Regions from separate parts of the Homo sapiens genome. Here region 1 is linked to region 2. Evidence: read pairs that join two places in POLR2A ChIA-PET (ENCODE). Cell type or tissue: GM12878. All regions are shown on one strand.

What was found. Peaks named below come from ENCODE experiments on the same cell type or tissue, not always from the same donor. Only the 100,000 strongest peaks of a DNase experiment are listed, where the experiment ranks them.
Region 1: POLR2A ChIA-PET joins it to region 2 with 5 read pairs; 2 of 35 experiments call an interaction of 5 or more read pairs at or near these places.

What each region holds. Positions count from the first base shown.
Region 1 is chr7:41,828,254-41,833,253 of GRCh38, forward strand. No RefSeq gene overlaps it. Among named protein-coding and RNA genes, the nearest start is that of INHBA, 130 kb to the left of the region's middle. In GM12878, no CTCF peak of the experiment used is centred here; no DNase peak of the experiment used is centred here.
Region 2 is chr7:41,729,615-41,734,614 of GRCh38, forward strand. The region is part of intron 2 of INHBA-AS1 (INHBA antisense RNA 1); the gene reads left to right. Among named protein-coding and RNA genes, the nearest start is that of INHBA, 29 kb to the left of the region's middle. In GM12878, no CTCF peak of the experiment used is centred here; a DNase peak (open chromatin) is centred at 2,537.

The DNA.
Region 1 (5,000 bases), 99 kb after region 2:
GAAGGCTCTGGAGCCAGGATGGCTCTTCATAAATGTCCCAAATTGAAGTAAGGGGGCTGGGCTTCGTACCTTCACATCCAGTGAGTTGAAAGTAGGCTGTCCCAAGGGAGGGAAGTAATAGCCTTGGATGAGCCTGTTCTCTTAACTAAGGGCCTTCTCTGGAGAAGGACTCAGCCATGAGCCACCAGCAGGCAACATCCAGCAGCTGGAAGAAGAAGTGCCTCCATCCTGAAGAGAGTATGTGTCTGGGGATGAGCCCCAGCATCCAACATGGCCCACCCCTGTGCAACCTGGATGCATTTTCTTCAGACATCAAGTTTACCCCAACTGGATAAAGCCCCTCCAGAATCCTTGATGCCCTCTTTTCTTGGGAAAACTGCACAAGACAGATGAATGGGAAAGATTAGTGGGATTAATGTACTACTACCTGGCTGCAAGCTCATTGTCTTCCTCCTCCGTGTCTGTTTTAGATTCCCTTTGCTCATGGTTAGCACCTTTTCTAGTCTAGGTGGCTTACCTGGATATTTCTCAGACTCTCAGAACATATGATTGCTACATATGTTCACTGACTGAGAAAATAGGGCAGAAGGATATCACGAAATGCCCCCAGTGGGTCGTGTTGGTGCCAAATGTGCTCTACCTCCATTAGGTAACAGCAGCTCTTTCCCCACCTAATAATTGGGCTGACATCCCCCAGCTAGGATGCCAACTCCCTCCTTTGCCCATTGGTCTCTTGACACAGGGGCCCACAGTGATTGAACAACAGCTAAAGCTTAGAGTCCAGTGTCCCCTGGTGAATACGTTTCTGTTTGGGAACCACGACTTAGAAACCTTATCAGTTGCACTGATAAGAATCACAAATTTCCCTTAGGAATTTCCCTTAGGCTGTGTTAAAATATGTTTACAAATGCTTTGATGTGTTTCCTTTCAAAAGGTGGTCCCAATTTTTCCTCCTTTTGCATGTGGACCAAACTTACGACTCACTTCTAACAAATAGGCTGTTGTGGAAGTGCAGCCAAGGATAGGTCACTAACAGGGTAGCTTGTGCTTGGCGTGCTCTCACTCCCTCCTGAATTGTCTTCTCTGTGGGAAGCCAGCTTCCATGTCATGAGGATGTCAAGCAGCCACATTGCTTTCGACCATCAAAATTTACCAAAGTCTTTTATTATTTCAGGGTCCTAACATTCCCGTTGTTAACAGTTCTGAAATAGCACCTCCTACTGGTGCTTCTTAATGATGCTGTGCCAATCTCACCAGCACATTCCTTACTTTTTTGGGAAATGAGGATCTCTAGGTCCTCCTGAAGAATAGTGGATGGCTGGGTTTTCTGGCCCCATTCTAGCACATTCATTTCTCTGAGCTTTTTCATGCTTTTGTACATGTGTATAACAAAAGGACTGTGGCATTTCTACTTCACTGGGTGCGGACCATTGCTTTCTCCAAGCCTCAGAAGCCATCACAGTAATGAGTTAGAATTGCCTCTTAGGGTCCTGCCAGGACAGAGCTCCTACGTCACAGGAGAGTGCTTCCATATTAAGGAACTCCCATCATACCCAGATTTATGCTATACTCCTTTAAGCCAGCACCCTCAGATCCAGCTCACACATGCTCTCCAGCCTCCTTCTGGGACCTGTGGACTAGACCTGCAGCTCCCCGGGGCTCTAACCCCTTCCTCCTTTGGCAGATCCAGCACTTCCCCACATTGTGATGTGAGCCCAGTGATTGATCTGGTGGCCAGGAAGGGAGGTAGGGGCAGGGAGCAGACTCAAAAAAAAAAGGAAGCACGATATTTCAGGCAGAGTCCTCTACATTACCTTCAAGTGAGAGGAGAAGGTTCAGACTTTTACAGGAGGAGTGGCCATTTCTGCAGGCCCAGAGTGTCAGGGGACTCTGAAGGAACTCAATACTTTGAATGCATCAACTTGAACATGCCATCCTGAATTTTAGGGTCCCAGTCCTTCCCCATGAGGGCTCTACCCTGAACGTAGCTGACTTGCTAAGGTTAAGGAGCCAGTCTCCTCCGGAGGTCTGCTACTCTTTTAACAAAGTCCTGGGACTGATTCTAGGATTTTTCTGCCCTCTATCTGCAGAAATGAGAGCCTTTTGTATGCTGCCAGTGAGGTGAGGCCCTTTGGTTTTCACATTTCACTTTAAATTGGTGATTAATCACTCCCAGGCTTTCATTGTCTTTTCCCAAGATAATATCTACTGGGCCCCACAGTCCTTATCCTTACTACTTTACTTGAACTTCTGAGGTTCCTGCCAGTGTATTTCTTTCCCATCCCAGTTCACTACAGTGAAAGTTTAAACAATTGCCTCCCCCCACTGCACCCTAGGGGCATTCAGTACTCCTTTCACCCCTAGTGATGGGATCTTCCTTGCCGGCCAGCTGGTGGTTAATCCAGCTCCCAAACTCCATTTTGAAATACACTCCCTAGGCCCCTACAAACAACTGTACTAGCTCAGTTTCCTAGAATAGTGAGTTGAATAATGGCTTCTTTGCAAAAAACAAACAAACAAACAAACAAAACCCAAACAAACAAAAAAAAACAACAACAACAAAAACAAAAACAAAAAAACAGATCTGTCTGCCCAGAACTTGTGAACATGGCCTTACTTGCAAAAAGGGTCTTGCCAATGTCATTAAGTTAAAGGTCTTGAGATAAGATAATCCTGGATTACCCACGTGGGCCCAAAATTCATTGACAAGTGTCCTTTTAAGAAACACACAGAGGAGGAGGTGATGTGAAGACAGGAGCAGAGACTGGAGTGATGTGTCTACAAGCCAAGCGGGGAAGGCTGATAATTGCTGATAAACATCAGAAGTCAGAAAAGAGGTCAGCAAGGGATTCTGCCTCAGAGTCTCCGAAAGGATTGGACCCTGCCAACACCTTGATTCCAGATTTCTGGCCTTTTGCATTTATGAGCGAATATGTTTCTGTTGTCTTAAGCCACCCAGTTTGTAGTAATTTGTTATTGCTGCCCCTGGAAATTTTCACACCCGGAAAAACCCTCTCTGAGACAGAGATTTGTAAGCAGATGGAAACAGGACTGGGCTGAGGGATAAAGTGAACTCCAATGCATTTGCAACCTTGGCCTCAGCTGATTCAACAGGAAGTCTGAAGCTAATACAGCACCTCAAAGATGTCTGAAGTGTGGAAAGAAGGGTGAAACTTTTTATCTCTGTATGAATCCTTCATTCCTGTATTGCATGTAGCAACCCTCTAAGAGGTAACACATCATAGGACAAGGTCGCTCCTTTCACCTGATGGCAGTTCCAGAGTAGAGACTAAATTGTGAGCCGTCAGCAGGCAATGTCTCCACCAGCTGGGGAAATAAAGGTTGGATCCAAATAAGGGAATGTGGGTAGCACTTCACCTCAGCCACAACTGGAGGCTTTGATGGCTGTCATCAGAGGAAGAACCATCTTAGAGATGGAGACTGTGGTGAATGGATCAACCAGAGGAGATCTTGGGGAGTTGCTTTTACAAAAAAAGATATTTACAAGTGAATCCAGGTAAAATACTAAGGGAAGCTTGAAGGAGAGAAAGAAAAAAAGGTTGCTAAAAAGGCCACAAGTGACCTTGAAGGAAAAGTGAGTTGTAAGGAAACGATGTAGCAGAGGTGAGGCCTTGCTGTCATCCCTCATGGGAGGAAATGATGGCAACGTATGGACTGTTTCCTTGGTATAAACCTTGGGTCATTCTCAGCACCAGTCAGTGGAGTGGTGGAGCCTCTTCTTCCTCTGCCGGAAGGTAGGGGGCCACAGACAGCACACAGTAGACAATTTCTTCCCTTGTTAATAAAAAGGTTCTGTTTCTAAAACTGATACTGCAGGTAATCAAATGCCTGATAAGCACTCGAAAAAGTGTTGAACATCCTTAGTCATTAGGGAAATGCAAAGTAAAACCACAATGAGATATCATTACATATGCCTAAGGATGGGTAAAATTAAAAAGAAAGATAATAGCAAGTGTTGGGGAAGATAGGGAGAAATTGTAATCCTCATACACTACTAGTGAATATATAAAATGGTGCTGCCACTTAGAAAAAACTCTTTGGCAGTCTTCTGGAGTTGACCAAACACCTAACACAAATACCAGCAGTTCCTTTCTGAGATATTTACTCAAGAGAAATAAAAATGTATGCCCACACAAAGATTGGTACATAAGTTTTTGTAATGGCTTTATTCATAAGAGTCTCAAACTAGAAATAGCTCAAATGTCCATTGACAGGTGAATAGATAAACATATGGTCATACAATTATACAATGGAATACCATTCAGCCATAAAAAGGCAGAAACTACTGATATATGAAACTACATAGATGAATCGCAAAATCAGTATGCTGAGTTAAAGAAAACCAGATATCAAAGAATAGATGTTATGTGGCTGTATGTATACAAAACTCTAGAAGAGACAAATCGAGTCTACAGTGATAAAAAGATTAGTGGTTGACTGGGGCTGGGAATGGAGGGAGATTTTCTGGTAAGGGACCCAAAGAAACTTTTGGGGGTGAAGAATATAGTCTATATTTTAATTGTGTCAGCAGTTATGCAGGTGTATGAGTTGGTTGAAATTCTTCAAGCTAGGAGCTTAAAATGCGTAAAATAAAGTTGATTTTTTAAAAAGCTGATCTTATGGAAACCTCTCTGCCATTTGTTCTGGAAAAACCTGGAGCTGGTGTGGAGGGGATGAGATGACTGTTCTTTTCTTAACTCACACAGTGATCCCACATTTACACATCAAAGGCTTTTTCCTTGTTACCACAAAGCAAAAATGACAGGGTTGCCTGCTGTGATGATAATGACTTCCCAGACTAAAGAAGCCACAGAAGGTCACAGGAAATCTTAGTCCCGTTATCATCCTGTATTTCCCTAGGAGACCTCATGGCCAATTTGACCGAATTACTTTTTCCCCACTGCATCTTTCCTTTTGGATTCATTAGCTAAGACATCGAAAGGTCAAAAGTCTTACTCAGAGTTGGTGGCAATGAGTCA
Region 2 (5,000 bases):
AGAAGCAACCCTATGTTCCTCTCCCTTCCTATGCCATCGCCACTTAGCGAGGCTCTAGCAGTGATGATAGTTCAACTCTCCCCATAATTGATATCACGGAATGTCATTAATTACAGGGATTGGGATTCAATAAAGTAAAGCAGGCTTAGTAGATCCTGCTTGAGGAATTTAACATGTGGGGCCTTGTATGTGCTCCTAAGTATTTTGACCAAACTGCGAATATGTTCTAAAAAGGACAGTTTCCAAACTGTGCAGCAAAGAGGGCAGAGTTTACCTGATGGAACTGTGTTAGTTAGATAGAAACACTTGTCATTAGGGGTATGAATGAGTATATCTGTGTATATGTTTCCATGCAAATAGAGATTGGGAAGGAACCACAGCCACCTGCCACCACCCTTTCCTCACTGAACCCTGATTTTGTTCATGCTCACCTTGTATGGCAGGGCAGTCTGGAACTCTTTCCTGCCACAGGGGGAGAATGTTGATTGATCCAGGCTAACTATGGTAATTCTATATCCTAGACAAGTGGTTCACCCAGGAATGGGCAGTTTGCACAATTCTGGCCAATGAGGTGAAGTCTGGAACTTCTGGAGTAGTGTTTCCAGCCCTTAAGAAAATGAAAATAAGAAAAATACCAATTTTTCTGTCTCTAAATGTCACTGTGTGAGGATATGATACTGGGAACAGCCATCTTGTGATCTGGAAGCAAAAGCCAAGATGATTGCAGAGATGGTTGACATCACTGAGCTCCTTACTGAACTTCCCTGGAATTTCCTGGTGCCTAGACTTCCTGTTGGGTAAGATCAGATGCACCTTTATTTATTAAGCCACTTTTAGCTAGGTTTTTTTTTGTTGTTGTTGCTTGCAGCAGAATGCATCCTAGGCGATACAAAAATCATCCCTATAGGCACAGAGTCTAGATATTATTTGGTTTGGGTGAAGAAGGAGTAACTGAGACTCATAGGGAAGAAATACTTGCCTAAATTATAGAAGGCAGACCTTCTGGCTGCACTACTGTATGTATGTTTGCCACTCTACCACACTGTTGTATACGGAATTGCTTGTTCATGTTAAGGCCATCAGCATTCACTCTCATTTGAGTGATTTTCTTATAGTGATTATGGATGTCATTTTAAATAAAACATTTAGCTTGCCTAACCGGGTAATGGGAACTCTTTAGCCACAAGGTTAGAAACTAGACTCAACCTTGTAATTTATTGCCTACAACTATAAACCAAGCCACTGTCAGAGAGCTGAGAAGAAGAATAAACAATGAGACAGCGGCTGCCTGGTCTTTTAACGATAGATGGCAAGGCTAGATATGGCCAACAATAACACCAACCCATAAATATTCTATATTTAACCTACAGTCTTAAAGTACTTTGATTTTCATTATTGATGTGTGGACACCCTCAGGGTCTTCAATTCTAAATCCCTTATCTTGTACTGCCATGTTATTAGGAAAAAGGGAAAGTGCTTTTTAAAAAAAAAAAAAAAAACTCAATATTGCATAGCTTCTTAGACTTTGGCCTTTGCATCCTGAGTGTAACAGGGTTGATGTATCTCTGATATGACAGGAGAATCCCAGCGCTGCACTATTCCTGAGGAGAACGGACTTGGTTTCTGAGTGCGGGGAGGACTGTGTGTTTAGTCAGCGTGAGGTGCAGATAAAGGGAGTTCTTAAATCATAATGTTTCAGAGTCTTGCAACTAGTTATTTAAAAAAATCTGTTATAAATAAGTCATAACATACTCTTTATAATGCCAGGGCTACCATCCTTGCCAAAAAGAGTTTTTTGGAGACAGTCTTCTCCCCCCTGTAGCATCCTGAACCCTACCGAACAGGTGAATTCATGTTGATGCATCACCATTATTGAAGGATGCTGGTATGATTCCCATTTGCTCCCCGCAAAGAATCATTACTCCAACATAAAAAAATAAATCCAAACTGAAACGTCCTCTGTGTCTGGAAAAGCTGCCATGTTTGGATCATAGCAGCCCCATCATGGCAAAGACGTCAGCAGTAGAATCATTTGACCCCAGGGCCTAGTTCCTCTAGGAGGACAGCAACGTCACCACTGTTGAAATCTTCCACTGTCATTCTGCCACATGGCAACCAAAGCCACACAGAATTAATCTTGTGCTTGGAAGATAGTCTTCCCTCAAGCAGTAATAATACTTGCATTTTCTTAACTCTCTAAAACATAAGGTCTTCTTGAAACTTTCCTGAGAACTTCTTGTGGACTGTGCAGTGGCAGCAACCTCAGTATTAACCATCTCATTCATTGGTTGTACATGTTTCAGAGGGTGGCTCCTCTAGTTCCAATGTCATTTCTGTCTTATTAACTCTTAGATGTTCTCCATTGAAGGATATTTGTCCAGTAGCCCACAGGATTATTTTCCAGTTTATTGAAAACACTTATCAATGAAGACCAGATAGGAATGAAAATAGAACTTGAGGATCAGGTGTCTGTGGCAGACTTGGTGTTTCGAAAGCCCAACTTGCTTCTTAGACAAGAGAATTTCCTTTCCGCTTTCAGTGTGTGCTGAGTGAAAATGAAAGAACTGTGTCTGGGGAGGCATGTCCTCATTTAGACACTTACAAGATCTCATCTCATTTTAGTAAAATTTACTTGCATGACTAGTAATTAAGTTTTATTAAATTAGACGTTCTCTTTTTCATTTAAAGATGAGTTTTAATTATATAAAACAACAAGTGCTGTAAAAATGATTGCATGCATTTATTTGAGCTTTGAGTGCCCTCTACTGGAACAAGAGAAAAAGTAAAAAATCAATACTACCTTGATCTTGCATAGTTCTGTCGTAACTACTAAGATATGATTATTAGGAAAACAATAATAACAGTAAGAACTCAACGTATCTCACTCACAGTGATTTAATAGTAATAAAATATTTTTCTAAAAATTACTTTAAAGCAGACCTAACAGTGCGCATTTTGTGGGTTTTACATTTATGGAAAGTCCTGGGTGATACTGATAAGAAGCATCTCTTTAGCTGGTTGGGCTGCTCTCTTATTTCCAGTGACTGCTTGTCTCCATGTTATGAGTTTTGAGTTGATAGCCATAGCCTCTGGAACAAGGCTGGACTCTGGATCCATTTTCTTTTCTAAGCCTTTTCCTTCCAAAACCAAGGGTGATTTCAACTTTCATTTGGATGAGGCACTTCACTTCTCAGGTTCACGGTCATTTGATCCCCTCTGCTCTGACCGCTGTCCCCCCTCTCTGCTGTAACTTCATTTGCAGCCACCCCTTGGCCTCTCCGCTCCACCTCTGACTTCCCGTATTCTGCCGTGACCTTTCCTGTGCGAACCACCAGGTTCCCTCTTTCCATTGTCACCGCCATGTCTTCATGCCTGCTCTGCTCACTGTCAGCGTGCCCAAGCCTAATCTCCTTCCCTTGTCTCTATTGAATCAGACTCTCAGTCCCTTCTTATTTCAATGTATTTCCTAACTTGTTTGGATTTCATGGTTTATTGTTTCCACCACACTATCATCAACACACACATTTCCACCAACCCTTTGATCTACTGCTGTATAAGCCTTGCAAATAGTCTATTCTACAACAGCCTAATGACTCATTCTTACCGACTCTGATTTCTAAGCTGTGAAGCACTGCTGAAGGAAGTCATTTTGCTTTGCTCACTGGGAAATGACAAATTCTATGGCCTTCAGGTGAGACCTCGGGAATGCTCAAGAATGTTTTTTTTTTTTTCTTTTCTGCTGTTTGCTTGTCTTTCAAATCCCTCAAGGATTATTCAAACCTTGACTACTTTCTTCATTCTTAAGACTTGCTTTGTTTCACAAGTTTTGGGGAAAAAATGGAGACTACTGCATCCTTAATTCACTTACCCTGAACTTTAAAATGTGTCTTTTTTTTCTTCAACTTCTGTTTTTAAGTTCTGGGGTACATGTGCAGGATGTGCAGGTTTGTTACATAGGTAAACAAGTGTCATGGTGATTTGCTGCACAGATCAACCCATCACCTAGGTATTAAGCCAAATGTGTCTTTATCTCTATTCTTCCCTTCTGCCACAGGAGATTAGTCTCTTCCCCATTTGCTTTTGATTCTATTCCCTCCTAGCCCTTCTTAGATTTTGTTCCAACAGTTTTTTCAATTTTTCTCTCTCTTCCCAGGTAATTCTCTCTTGAACTCAGACTATAAACATTCCAGATTCTTCTGGAATGCCCCCAGAAAGGGTTGTCCCTCTCCCAGTCTTAATTTCCCACAAACTGCTGCTCCACATTTTCCTTGCTTCACTGTGAAGCTTTTAGAAAGAGTAGCCTGTACTCCTTTCTGTTGCTTCTTGTCAACCACTTCCACTTCCACACAACCCAGTTTGGGTTTATTTTTCTATCACTGACCAGAAACGGCTCCCAACAAACGTAACCAGAGAGGTCTCAGTACCATCAGGTTCCCAGGATTATCTGCTGCGTTGCTCAGCCATCCTTAGCTGATGCTCCAGAGCCCAGGACAGCTACTTATGCTCCAATTCATTGCTGTGGCAGCAGGAAAAAGAAAACTACAAGGAAAGGGATATCTCTTCTCTTGAAGGACAGGTACATGTCACATCTCATTGGCTTGAATGTAGTCACATGTCTAACCTAGGTGCAAGGGGAGTCCTTATTCTAGTTGGCCATCTGTGTAGCCAAAAATTGGAGGTTCTGTTACTAAGGAGAAAATTGAGAGTTGAGTGTTTGAAATTTTATATATTAAATGCTAACGAAAGATCCAAAGAAACTAATGAGACTGAAGTTTTAAAAATGCATATTTTGGTACAACTTTAAGGAATTTTGATTTGATATTTTGTGCAATATCTGTTGTTGGAAAATTACTGATGTTTTGTACACTAATATATGCCAAATATTTTATGAACATGTAAAGAGAAAATATACTCTTATTTTTAAGTCAAAAGTAAATAAATGCATACTAATTTACCGTTATATTAATATATATTTTATGTGCCTACACTTAAAAAAGTAA